Linked DNA regions of Homo sapiens: regions 1, 2 and 4 are each linked to region 3. A link is a contact called in ENCODE Hi-C or POLR2A ChIA-PET data. All regions are on one chromosome and are shown on one strand. The core of a region is the stretch at or near the end of the contact, and the rest is flanking DNA. Distances in the headings are between cores, read along the strand shown. Region 1 holds the start of USP14 (ubiquitin specific peptidase 14). Region 2 holds the start of THOC1 (THO complex subunit 1). Region 3 holds the start of SMCHD1 (structural maintenance of chromosomes flexible hinge domain containing 1). Region 4 holds the start of LINC00667 (long intergenic non-protein coding RNA 667).

Evidence for each region. Hi-C counts contacts between places; a loop is a spot of excess contacts on that map. ChIA-PET counts read pairs that join two places held with the same protein, here RNA polymerase II (POLR2A). Pooled maps may share reads with other maps.
Region 1: a map of ascending aorta shows a loop between it and region 3 (8-fold over the local background). The contact joins the promoter of USP14 here to the promoter of SMCHD1 in region 3. A Hi-C loop is called at or near these places in 1 of 168 maps with a recorded cell type or tissue (ascending aorta) and 8 of 50 pooled maps. POLR2A ChIA-PET finds 5 or more read pairs at or near these places in 1 of 52 experiments (OCI-LY7).
Region 2: a loop to region 3 is called in a pooled map, with 21 times the contacts of the local background. The contact joins the promoter of THOC1 here to the promoter of SMCHD1 in region 3. A Hi-C loop is called at or near these places in 14 of 50 pooled maps.
Region 4: a map of ascending aorta shows a loop between it and region 3 (8-fold over the local background). The contact joins the promoter of LINC00667 here to the promoter of SMCHD1 in region 3. A Hi-C loop is called at or near these places in 2 of 168 maps with a recorded cell type or tissue (ascending aorta and naive thymus-derived CD4-positive, alpha-beta T cell) and 18 of 50 pooled maps.

Annotation. Positions count from the first base shown.
Region 1 is chr18:157,090-160,186 of GRCh38, forward strand. USP14 (ubiquitin specific peptidase 14) reads left to right here and starts at 1,468. Exons shown (of 16, transcript NM_005151.4): 1 at 1,468-1,625. The coding sequence starts at 1,610. LOC105371951 (a long non-coding RNA gene) reads left to right here. Exons shown (of 4, transcript XR_935081.2): 4 at 1,054-1,080. RefSeq lists silencers at 1,140-1,409, 1,680-1,859.
Region 2 is chr18:266,348-269,467 of GRCh38, forward strand. THOC1 (THO complex subunit 1) reads right to left here and starts at 1,700. Exons shown (of 21, transcript NM_005131.3): 1 at 1,619-1,700. The coding sequence starts at 1,672. RefSeq lists an enhancer at 1,569-2,038 and a silencer at 2,429-2,608.
Region 3 is chr18:2,654,197-2,657,746 of GRCh38, forward strand. SMCHD1 (structural maintenance of chromosomes flexible hinge domain containing 1) reads left to right here and starts at 1,530. Exons shown (of 48, transcript NM_015295.3): 1 at 1,530-2,065. The coding sequence starts at 1,880. It also overlaps the pseudogene CBX3P2. RefSeq lists an enhancer at 1-338 and silencers at 1,373-1,822, 2,053-2,232.
Region 4 is chr18:5,236,210-5,239,469 of GRCh38, forward strand. LINC00667 (long intergenic non-protein coding RNA 667) reads left to right here and starts at 1,891. Exons shown (of 3, transcript NR_015389.1): 1 at 1,891-2,840. LINC00526 (long intergenic non-protein coding RNA 526) reads right to left here and starts at 1,820. Exons shown (of 1, transcript NR_026849.1): 1 at 515-1,820. RefSeq lists a silencer at 1,837-2,006 and an enhancer at 2,227-2,406.

The DNA of each region.
Region 1 (3,097 bases), core at 218-2,717, 2.5 Mb before region 3:
CTAAAAAATGCTAAGGATCATCTGAGCTATCAGTGAATCATCATCTTTTTGCTGGCAGAGGGCTTGCCTTAATGTTGATGGCTGCTGACTGATCAGAGCGGTGGATGCTAAAGTTTGGGGTAGCTGTGGCAATTTCTTAAAATAAGACAATAATGAAATCTGCCACGTCGATTGACTCTTCCTTTCATGAAAGTTTTCCCTGTGACATGCAGTGCTGTTCAGCATTTTACCCACAGAAGAACTTTCAAATTTGAATTTCTTTCAAAATTAGAGTCAATCCTGTCAAATTCTGCTGCTGTTTTATCAACAGTTCCATAGTTTATGATATTCTAAATCCTTTGTTGTCATTCAACAGTGTTCACAGCGTCTTCACCAGGAGTAGTTTCCATCTCAAGAAACCACTTTCTTTGCTTATCCATAAGAAGCGACTCCTTGCCCATTAAAGCTTTGTCTTGAGATTGCAGCAATTCAGTCACATCTGTGGGCTCCACTTCTAATTCTAGTTCTCTTGCTATTGCCACCACACCTGCAGTTGTGTCCTGAACTCAAGCCTTGAACCCTTGTGGGAAAAGACTTGTTGCCAGAGCAGTCAGAATACACAAAACATTGGAGTTAGCTGTTTTACACGGGGGTGGTTAGTGGCACCCCAAAACAACTAAAATAGTAATCATAGATCACTGGAACAGATATAATAGTATTTAAAAAGTTCAAAATATTGTGAGAATTACCAAAATGTGACACAGAGACACGAAGTGAGCACATGCTGTTAGAAAAACAGAACTGATGGACTTACTAACCCAGGGTTGCCACAAACCTTCAATTTATATATATATATATATAAATATATATAAATATATAAATATATATAAATATATAAAAATATATAAATATATAAAAATATATAAATATATATATATAGAACGCAATAAAATGAGGTGTGGGTGAAAAGAAAACTGAGGTTTGCAGACATCATACAGCTAGCTAGTAACAGCTGGGTTTCAAAACACCTCTGACTTTACAACCACTAATTTTATTTATTTTATTTTGAGGCAGGGTCTCGCTCTGTCGCCCAGGCTGGAGTGCGGTGGCACGATCACAGCTCACTGCAGCCTCGACCTCCTGGGCTCAAGCGATTCTCCCGCCTCAGCCTCAGACAGCAGGTGGGATACCAAGTTCCCACTTCATCTGCCGCAGGGCTGGGCCGCGCCAGGACCACGTGGCCAGTGCGCGCAGGGCGATGGGCGGCAGTGCGCAGGCGCGCACCTGCTGCGGTGGATGGGGCCCCGCGCCCGTCCCTCACTTGCTCCCTCCTTCCTTCCCGCCACCCCTCCACCGCCTTCCCCCTCCTCCCTCCTCTCGCCACCTCTAGGCCCCGCCCCGGTCCTGCCGCCCAGTCTCCTCGCTGCAGTCGCTCCGGAGCTGCACGGGTGTTTTGCGTGTTGCTGCGTCATCGCCAGTGGCCGGTTTGAATGAGACTCGTCGCACCGAAGCCGCCGCCACCACCGCGCCTCCGCCTCGGCCGCCGCCGCAGCTGCTCCTGGTCCCCGTCCCTTTGCCGCCCTCGTCAGGCCCAGCTCTCCTGCGCCGCCGCCTCCCGCCGCGCCCCGCCATGCCGCTCTACTCCGGTGAGCCCTGTCCTGGCCTCGCGCGCAGCACACCGGACCGGCGCTAGGCCTCCGCGTAGGCCTGGCCTGCACGGGCGGGCACCCGGCATGGACTGGGAGGGGCCGGGGTGGGGTGCGCGGGGCCGGCGGCGCGGAGATGACCCAGGCACCGTCCCCTCTCCCGGCTGGGTCGGAGCCCTGCGTGGCAGGGGAGCGCCGTCCCCCTGAGCCACCGATGGGTGGGGGGAGTGGAGATGGGGAAGCCTCTCAAAGTCGTGACTCTGCAGAATAGTTTCTGACGCTGCCCTGGTGTGCGGTGAAAGTGAGGGTGTGTCCTGGGGCGCTGGGCCAGGCTGGAGGTGCAGGGAGATTCCTTTGGGCTTCTCAGTGGTCGCCGTGGAAGGGAGCGGGGAAGAAGGGGAGGGATGGAGCGACCCTTCTTGGGGTTGCCAAGCGGCGTTCGCCGCCCTTCGTCGTCCTTCGCCCTTCTCTTGCCCCTTGCCTTTGTTCGACCGCCCCTTTGGTACCAGTTTTAGTTTTGTCCCGAGGCAGATTGTAAACCTTTTTGCTTCGTTTTCGTTTCATCAAACGTTGCATTGGATTTCTGTATCCGAAACGTGGTGTGAGCTTTCAGAAGTAGATGAATACACATATCCCCGGGGTGTCATTTCTTGATTGGCGTTTGACAGGGGCTTGTATTGTTTGCTTGCTGACAGTCCAGGGTACTGGCCAGGGATCACTTTTACTTAGGGAATGGACCTTGCTGCTCCCTAGCCTTATTCAAAATGGCACCTAAAATATGTGTGGTGTCTCCAATTGGCTGTAGGTGTGTGATTCGTTGACCATCCCTGTTTATTCTGTTACAGTTCCTTTATTGAAGATTCAGCATTTACAAAGCATGATACGAATCAAGAGTATTGTTTGATCTCAAGGTGGATTCTTGATGGTCTAGAATCTTGAATCGAATTCTTAATGATTGCCCAACCCCTTTCTAAAGCCATAACAACAGTAGAATGGCTCTTGAAATATTCTAATACTTAAACACACCAGTAGATTCACACACATAAAACAAAACCCCTCTGTTTCCTCAAAATGCCAGCGCTGACCAGAGTTTCTTTTTTAAAATTTGAGCTTTATCTTAAATATTTAATCAGATCTTTTCCTCATCCCCCAAATGAAGGAACTCAAGTAGATTTCTAAGGTCCCTTCCTTTGACCTCTCCATATTGAGAATCTGTATTTTGAGGGTCAGCAAAAAGCTCTATATTAAAATGAAGAGAACATTTTAAGTACTATTTCATAAGATTTAGTAGAAAATTAAGTATCTAGTCTGAGCGCGGTGGCTCACGCCTGTAATCCCAGCTCTTTGGGAGGCTCGAGGCGGGCGGATCACTTGAGGTCAGGAGTTCGAGACCGCCTGGCCAACATGTTGAAACCCTGTCTCTACTAAAAATACAAAAAATCAGTCGAGAGTGGTGGCAGGTGCCGGTAATC
Region 2 (3,120 bases), core at 450-2,949, 2.4 Mb before region 3:
AAATAAGAGGGTTTTTGTAGATTTTTACTACCAGCAGCAGCTACAGTGGCATCACCTAGGAAGCTGGTAGAAATGCAAAATCTCAGGCTCCCTTCCACACTTACTGAACAAGAATCTGCATTTCACAAGAAGCTTGAGAAACACTGAACTAGATGATCTCCAATTTCATGGTCCTTTTCAGGGCTAGTATGATTTTTTTTTTTTTTTTTGAGATGGAGTCTCCCTCTGTTGCCCAGGTGTTGTGCACTGGCATGATCTTGGCTCACTGCAACCTCCGCTGTCCGGGTTCAAGCGATTCTCCTGCCTCAGCCTCCCAAGTAGATGGGATTACAGCGCCCACCACCACGCCTGGCTAATTTTCGTATTTTTAGTAGAGACGGGGCTTTGCCATGTTGGCCAGGCTGGCCTTGAACTCTTGACCTCAGGTGATCCGCCCGCCTCGGCCTCCCGAAGTACTGCATTTACAGGCGTGAGCCACTGCGCCCGGCCGCCAATATGATCTTGGATAGTCCTAACAGTTACTCTTAGCAGGCTTTCAAAGCACCAGAGATTGCAGCAAAACGCACACAAAGAAAATGATTATGATGACATACACAAAATATAATCCATTTAAAAAAAACCTCACACTGTGTGTGTGTGTATATATATATTATACGTATACGTATATATATGTATATATATATATATATAACCCTGCAAACAAGAAAACTACTTACTACAAAGGATGAATTTTTCTTTCACACAATTTTCATCCTGGCATCCCTATAACTACCAAAACACAGCCGAATATCTGAGAAATGTTGGTGCAAATGCTAGAGACGAATAGAGTCAGGCAACTTAAAAGTGTTCTTCATACTTACGTTGCTGTGACGAGCAACATAAAAAGAACAGAGTGTCTAAAGTCAGAAAAACCACTGAAGTCACAACTTTTTGGGGGGTGTCAGCTTCTACCTCATGTACCAGGAATAACCAACTTAGCCTACTTCACAGTGTTACTCTAATAGTTAAATGAGAAAGTGATCTGTCAAGTGTTTCCCAAATGCTCAAAACCACCCTTCCACATTGAGCAAGAATAAAATAGCATCTGGTTACCCTTCCCAAGGTGATCTATCTGCCTTTTCCCGCTTAGGATCTCATCGATCGCTTAGGAGTTAGACACGGTGGGTTAAGGGGTGGTGAAGAGACGGCGGGAACAAGCACTTGGTAGCTCAGAAGGCTAGGGCGGGAGCCAGGTCTTTGGACTGAAACCACTCCCACCCTCCCCCTTCAGCAGCTCCCCTTCCCCTTCTCGAGACACCTGCCCCACTAAACGAGCTGAGAGGATGGACCCAACCAGCAGTAGTCTGCAGGTGGGCACTCCAAGCGGGGAGCCGAGGCGCCCAGCACGCAGTCCGGGGACCCGCTGGAGGGTGGGCGGAGGCGGACGGCCCAGCCCACAAAGAAGAGGCGGGTAGTGCGTCTTTCCCTACCCCTCAACCTCCGACGGGGCCCGGAGCGGACGCTGAGGCGGACACACCTCTGTCTCACTTTACCCCAGGGCAAAATTCGAGTAATTTCAGGGAGAAGAGGACAAAGCATAGCGCCGGGTCAGGCCTGCACCCTCCCCTCTACAGCTCACCGTAAACCGCGTCCGCGCTTCGGGCAAACTGAAGAGCGGCGGCGTCGGAGACATCTTCTCGGCTGCGCGTGCCCGCCACTGCGCTGCGGCGCCTGCCGATGACGTCAAGCCAGGAGCAACGAGACTGCGGTCTCTCTGAGCCCGGCTAGAGTGGCCTGTGAACACCGGTCGGGCGAGCTGGCAGTTGGGAGTTTCCCTAGCGACTCAGTTCGGGTGGGCGTTGGGCGCCTGAGTCAGCCAAACAGCCTACTCGGGGTTCTTGGGTAGCCTTTGGGGTGAGGGGACTTGGGCGGCCTTGGTCTGTAAGCTCTGCGTTCCCGGGCGTGGAAGAGACTGGCCGCGCACATGCGTTTCTGTGGTTTTCCTGGTTTGGGGAAAGCGGGTAAATGGTGGCTGGTTGCGGCTAACTGGGCCGCGCTAAAAGGTAACCCAAGGCAGGTGGATTACCTGGGGAAACAGCTGGAGCAGTGGTCCTGGGCCGCCAGTCCGCGGTCATCCCGGGAGCTTAAGATGCGGAGTGGTGATAGGCTCCGGATGTATGAGCCCTGTGGCTCAAGGGCGCTGTTCTCTCTGCTCCGAAATAGAAATAATACCTGTCTCACAGAGCTGTTGAAAAGCTCCACTGAAATAATGACCGCAAGTGTGAACTGTAAAGCAATGTAAGTAGTATTTATTATTAAAAGGTCTCTACTGAAAGAAAGAGACCTAGGAGGAATGCAGTGCCCGGCGCTGATTGGAAAACGGGTGGCGCTGCGTCCTGGGCCGAGGCTTCCCTAGCGAAAACCTTGTCTCCCTCCATTTCGTCCCTTGCCTGCCTTCCCAGGAGAGACGTGGCCGATAGAAGCCGAGTGGCAGTAACTCTAAGTTGGAGTTACACGGTGGAGAAGGAAGCACTGACTCAGACTCGGGTAACTTCCTCTTATTCCCTCACACGTGTATCTTGTTCCCTTCTTCGAAGTCTGTAAATTTAAAATCCTAAGCCCCCCAACAACTGAACAGACCCCCGTGAGGCCAAGGGGACACCAGCAAAATCTTAACAACTGAGTTCCCAGTCATAACGGGATGGGAGGTCAGACGGACCTGGTTATACCCTCTCCCTTTTGTGATTTAGAGGAGATAGCTGACTGGCCATAAAGTTAAAATAGAGGCCAGGCGCGGTGGCTTACGCCTGTAATCCCAGCACTTTGGGACGCCGAAGCAGGTGGGTCACCTGAGGTCAGGAGTGGATCACCTGAGGTATGGCAAACATGGTGAAACGCTGTCTCTACTAAAAATACAAAAATTAGCCGGGCGTGGTGGCACGCACCTGTAATCCCAGCTACTCAGGAGGCCGAGGCAGGAGAATGGTTTGAACCCGGCAGGCGGAGGTTGCAGTGAGCGGAGATCGTGCCATTGCACTCCAGCCTGGGCGACAAGAGTGAAACTCTGTTTCAAAAAAAAAAACGGAGATGATAGGACTGACGGAATTGACTCCATGGCAATAAGATACCAAAGTATAAACA
Region 3 (3,550 bases), core at 280-2,779:
CTAATCTCAATTTGCTGAAGTAGAGAGGCAATTCATCTTACCCATTAACTAAGAATTAGAAAAACAATTTGTGTTTTTCTTTGAGTCATTTAACTCAAATACCACTATATAAAGGAATAGAATGAGACATTCGCATGAATTTGAAAGGTAAATAAAACATCAGACTTCAAAGAAATTCCATTAGAATCGGGGGTTACTTTTTTGTTTTCTTTTCCTCCACCTCCACCTTAAGGAACATGAACGGCATTTGGCCACAGTTTATGTCTTTCCAATTTTATCTTCCACCATCTACCGCTCAGTTCTCCTCACTTCCAGCCAAACAATGTATGTTCCCCAAACACGCCTTCACAATTTCGTTCTAGTTGGTGTCTACCTCTAGTATATGTGTAGTCAATTTATACACACATTCCCCACGATCTTGAAACGTCTTGACATCCACAAGCAAATCTAGGTTTCTAACATAACACTAACTTTGTAAGTCTGTCCATATAAGGTTTTAGCAAACCTAGTAAAACAGAAAACGCACTATTATCCAGGCTTATATTCTGAGATTTGAAAAACCCCTCTATCTGCTACCTTTGGGTTTCTGAATTTACATACCACTCTCAAGTATACAGTATTCACGATTTCTAAGAACTGGAGAGTAAACCTAGTCCTCTAACAATGGCATTTTATTTGTTGAGTTAGGGCACTACCTGCCCACGATGAGGATAGTTAATGAAACGCTGCCCGGTAACGACGATTAAAGGCTTTGATTGAAAACGTATTAGGCCTTAAGAATTTTGCGAACATCTAATTTAACCCTAGTAACTGTGGCGTGGGTTCTTTCAGAATTTACACGCACGTGGGAGACCGCGAAGCGCAGGCAGCGTTAAAACTAGGGCGCTGGAGTCACCCCCGTACCCCGAATGCCGTCGGCGCTCCAGGGCCCCCAGAGGGTGCGGGGGGCGGGGACGCTGTGACGTCACAGAGCGCCCTTCTGACGTTCTCACGGACCCGCTTTGCCTCGGGGGCCCACGCTGGAGCCCACCCAGTACTACTAAGAAATGAGGAGGAAAAAGGGGCGCCGGCTCTCGTAGCGCCTATTTTCTCGGCAGAGGGACCCACGTGCTCGCTTTGGTGGACTCTGCGCCCGGCGAGTACCGCCGGCCTGAAGCTTCCCGCCGCCGCGTCCACGCGACCCAGCCAGAGAGGGCTCAGTCAGCCGGCGCGGCACCTACAAGCTCAGTCGGGATCCTGGAGAGGCGGGAAGGCAGCGGGGCCCTTTCCACAGAGAGAACACAGCTCTTCGGGAGATTCCCCCGCTGCCCCCGAGCCCTGCTCTCCCGCCTCGGCCTCTGAGGACTACCCGCAGGGCGCAGGCAGCCGCGAAAGACTCAGCCTCCTTCCAACTTCGCGAGGGCCGAGGGGGCGGGCCCCGGGCGCGCGCGCGGCGAAGCCCCGCCCCTGCCCGCGCGGCCTGCTGGATTCGCCCCGCCCCTCGCTGTCGCCCGCCGCCCGCCACCCGCCACCGCTCTTCCTCCTGCGCCACAGTCCCGGCGGCGGCGCTGGTCGCGGGTCGCACCGTGAGGCTCGCGTGGGCGGCGATAGGCGCTGGGCCCGGGCCCGGTGAGGAGCGCGCCGCGCGTCCCCTTCTCCTCAGGAGTGGCGGGCCGCGGAAGTGACGTGGTGCACGGGCAGGAGCGCGTTTGAATCGGTTCCCGGGTGATCCTCGCGCCTGCCGCTGCTCGGCCGCCGCCGCTGACGAGGAGCTGCAGCGCGCCGGGCCGAGGCCTCGAGCCGCCCCGGGAGCTGGAGCTGAAGGCGCCGCGCGGAGCGCGCACCTCAGCCCTGAGCCCGGCGGCGGCAGGCGTCGCTGTCTTTTCTCCTTTTCCCCAATATGGCAGCGGCGGACGGCGGCGGGCCTGGTGGGGCCTCTGTGGGGACTGAGGAGGATGGCGGAGGCGTCGGCCACAGGACGGTGTACTTGTTTGATCGGCGCGAAAAGGAGTCCGAGCTCGGGGACCGGCCTCTGCAGGTCGGGGAGCGCTCGGACTACGCGGGATTTCGCGCGTGTGTGTGTCAGGTACGCGAAGGGGCGAGGAAGGGATGCGCGTGTAGACTTGGGGGCGGGAGGGTGATGAGAAACTCAACTTGCTCACTGAGGGCAATAAACCTGTCACCCGGTCCCGGTCCTGCGGCCTTGGCTTCCCTCTCCCGTGTGCCCGCCATGTCCGTGACCTGGTGGCCGGACGCCTCGGGCGGGCCCTGGCCCGGGCCTCGAAGTGCAGGGCCGGCTCCCCCGTGGCCCTCCCTCTGCCTCCGCTCCTTTTACGGGAGGCCTTGCCGGCCCGGGTGGAGAGCTCAGCGTTTGTTGGCCCTGGGCGAGCTTAGCCCGGTTGCGGCCCTGCAGTCTAGGGAAAGCCGTTGGTGGTGTCTGTTTTTACTTTGTAACTTTTTTAAAACGAGAGAAGGGAGTTAACGCCCAGGGGCTCTGTTGTGAGTGTTGCGACGGTGGGAAGTTGTGAAATGCCCGGAGTCATCTCCCCCAAGTTCATTAGATGATGCGGGGTGTCCCCGGGTTGCCCTGTCGAGGTTGCAGGTCCTTCTGGGGCGGGGCGGCGGGGGGGATCCTTCCGCACGGAGACACTTGTCCAGGTCAGCTCTGCAGGTAGAGCTGGCCTTCTGCCTGTCTGAGCCCTAACCCTTGGGAATTTCCAAACCAAGTCAAAGGTTGGTATGGGTGGCTGTGGAGCACCAGAAAACGTACCTACCCCGTGTATTGGTTCGCTTTGAAAATGAACGTGGAGGGAAATCCGCTTTAAACTGTGATGTACTTTATAGATATGAGGTGGTGGCATTGCCTGAGCTTTGAAGAAGGAATATTGTCATGCTCTGAATTAACCATATGAGGTCCCTTTTTAAGCTGTTAAGAACACTTAGCGTCCAAGGGAAAAAAAGAACTTTGAAGCCGTGTTTTGTCGTGAGGCTGATAGGTTTAGAAATGTTCTAGACCATATAACTGTATGGTTGCTGAAATAATTGAAATCGTGATCCGTAGAATGAAAACGATTGGAGAAGTAAGGACTTTCTTTTGTTCACAGCTGTAGTCCCAGCGTCTAGAACTGTGCCTGCGACATTGTAAATGCCCAGATTAGAATGGATAAATGAATGAAGACAAAAACCTATCCCCTCAAGTTAATTCTGTGCCTGAACGTAGTAGATTCCCGTTGTGTTTGAAAAGTGAATGAATGCTCATCTTTTTTGTTGAATGCTTTCTATTCAGAACCATTCTACAAAAGGGAAACTTTTTACGTTTATTGTGTTTATAGTAAAAATATCAGTACATTAAAGAAAATATGGAACCAGAGGGGGGAAACAAGTAAATCTTTTACTCGCTGTAAAACTACTATATGACTACTCTTAGCACCTGAGGTTATGTCTTTTCAGCCTTCCTCCTCCTTCCCACTCCATTTTTTAAATTACTAAAATATGTGTTTTATATTCTATTAATTTTTTCACTTAATAGTGTCAGAAGTTTCTTTAAACGTAGGTCTTCAAATCAAAATTT
Region 4 (3,260 bases), core at 641-3,140, 2.6 Mb after region 3:
ACATGTTCTTCAGATCGAGCCTCAGATCTGAAACGCAGTCTTACTTAACCTCTGCATGCATCCTTCCTTCCGTTTAAGCATTTGTTAAAAAATGGAAAGCATTTCTATTTTCTTAACTTTTTCTTTCATTTAATGTCTTTTTTAATTTAGAGTTTATTTGAGCATCCAGTGATTCATGAATCAGTCAGCACTAGACCACAAGCAGTTCAGTGCTCCACTGTGGAGGCAAAAAGGGAAAACTTTTGTAAGATGTTTGCAGACACAAAACAAATAAAAATATTTGGTTAAATTGGGAAGTCCCTAGTGAGAAGTTGGTTGACAGTTTCTAGTTGGTTAAGCTTAAGTTTTGTTTTCTGGATTTAACGTCTTGTTTCTATAATTATAAAATGAATACAGTCACTTCAGAAACCTAGAAATGTATAAAGTAAAAATTTTCCACAATACTCCACCCAAAGATAACTTTTTTGAGTATGAATTTGTTCTTCCTCAAAATACGCGTTTTAAACAATTGATATCAAAATGCATCTTGTTTATTTGGCTTTTGAAACTGTTATAACACAACTTATAACATTGGAAATACATTATTTTATTAATACAAAGTAGTTTTCATAGTAAAATACCAAATTAATTAAAAGGCAGAATGAAACGTACCATATACATGTAGACGACAAATGAAAACTGTCAAAGTATCCTTCTCTCTAAAAAGCCACAAATTACGTTCTTTGAAGTAAGTATTGGGTTTTATTTCCTAAACTATACACATCAATATCACCTCCTGAAGCTTTTTACCCAGTTTCACGGTTGGTATTTCGGACATGCAATGTTCCATGCTGTCAAACTTGGAATGCCTCGTTTGGATACAGGGAGACAAAGACTTGGAGACCCAGAAGCCTGAAAGTGGTTCTTGACCGACTTTGTCCACTCAAATTAAGGCATCATGCAGCTGGTCATCACTTACATTGCTGGTTGCACGCAGGCACACACACACCAGTGCTCACAGCCAGCACTTGTTAAGAATGGTTGAGCTGGACCAAATGGTATACGTGTCTTTCATCAATATAAACATGGACTGCATTCATCTGGACACGGGCCTTTCCCGCCTACCGAGCCTGCCCACCACCCGAAGTTTAAGCTCATCTTGGAGGACCTGACACTCAGGAAGCCGTCTCCCGTTGTTCCACCGGCTTTGTGGCCCCAATGTCTGTATAAGCTGCTGATTTGCCTTGGGAAAACAAACCAGCATCGATTTCAGAGAAATTACTGGATAATTTGCGCTGTGAGGCGCCTAGATCGCAAGGCGCACTCCGCAAATGACAGCCGCTCCCGTGCACTTGTCCAGTCATTCGGGTGGCATACTGTCCGGGTGGAAGCCCGCCAAAATAATCCATTTGGAAGGGACGGAGGGCTTCGTCAGAAATTGCCTTCTTGTAGCTATGAGACATTGAGCAAAACAGATAAGAACTGGGGCAATGGAGGCATAAACATTAAGGCTAGGATGTATTTTTGGGGAGAAAGCGGCGGCTAGCAGGGACGAAGCTCAACTTCATGCGCCGCGCCCCGGAATGCTTTGCCTTTAGCCACTAGCGGAGCCGCCCGCCTGAGGGAGCCCTCCGGGAGTGAGCGCACGCAACCGTGCAGTCAGATTCCTCCGCCGACCGCGGCCCTCTCTCCTCGGGCTTTGCCTTCGCTCTCTAGCTTTTCTTCTTTCACTCCCGCTCGCCGACTCCAGCCCGCTGGGCTCACGCTCTGCCGGACACCAATCCCGGCGGCCCTGCCCGACGGAGCTCAAGGCTAGGCCTGGCCTTGTCCGCGGAGTCCGCCCCTCGCCGCCACCGGGATCCGCCCCCGCGCCGACACGCACTTCCGGCAGCGCCGCGGCCGGGAGGGACCGAGCGGGGAGCAAGGCCTGCGGGGAGGCGCAGGATGGACGCGTTGGCTGTCATGATGTAGGACCTCCTGACCTAGAACCATGCCCGGCGCAGGGAGAACAACGAGCTTACGGACCGGGTGCGGGGGCTGCTGTGCGAGAAAGCCTACCTGCTGGCCCGGGAGCGTTCGCCGGCCCACCTGGTGGCTTTCCCTGGACGTTTAACGGCGACTCCGCCCGGCCTCCCGACTTTTTGATGCAGGCGTTCTCTTACATGACTTTCTTCGAGGCTAGATTCTCGAAAGACATCCTGAAGGTGGCTTTCTTAATTAGCTGCCTCACCGGCTGGCGGAGCAGTTCGTAGTCGCCTACATCGAGAGGGAGAGCCCCGTCCTGGCTCAGTACTGGGGCTTCGTGGACGCGCTGTAGCGGGTCTTCGCCGTCGTGGGTAGGAAACAGTCGGGCCGGATCCCCGGTGTCTGGGGAGCGGCTGCCGGCCGGGCCCGCGCGAGCCGCTTCACTCCTACAAGCCCGGCTCACTAGTTCCAAGCTGCTGGACTTTGACCCTCGCTGGGAAGCTTGATCGCCGCCTGTTCTCGCCAATCTCTATGCCTTTGCACTGCCCAGCAACCCGGTCACTGCCCAGGACCTGTTAAAAGTTGAATGGACCTCCCAGAATCACGCCGCTGCCACCGCCGTTTCTAGAGACGGCTTTTGGCCACCTTTGAGAATCAGGGTCAAACTTGGAAGGGCCTGCATTTGTCACACTTCCTCGGACACTAATTTGGATAGTTCAGGCCCAGAGACGGCTTCCCGGGTTAGTGTGCCTGACAACACTGAAGAAAAATTGTGACATTTTCCTTCCCCAGAATTACTTCGTTTTATACATTTCACTTCTCTTCTGAAATCACAGCAATGCCAGTTTGCGCCTTTTGGTCTGAGGAACGCAGGCCCTGGCCACTACCAGGAAAAAGTATTTACTTTTAAAACTTGAATGTATATCTTTACCGTATGCCTAGTACAGTAGTGCTTGGAAGAAACAGATTAGTAAGACAAAATATATGTCTTCAAGAACACTTACGTTCTGAGAAAGAATTCTGAATGCAGATTCTAATGTCTGGTAAAATGCTTTACAGTGTAAAGAATGCATATATGATTCTTATTTTATGGCATTTTAAACTTTCCACCCCACGGTTTTAAAGTGTTAATATATGTTAAAAATATATGCAATTTATAAAGGAGAAGGAAAGCCCAGCTTGATTTTTGCTGCCAAAGATGGTATATTTAAAATTAAACGTAACTAATGGCAAAAAATAATGGGAATGGTGCAGTCTTTGAGCTGTATCCAGTTGGCATTATTCTCTTGGACTAAAAGGAATAGTATTAACTTCCT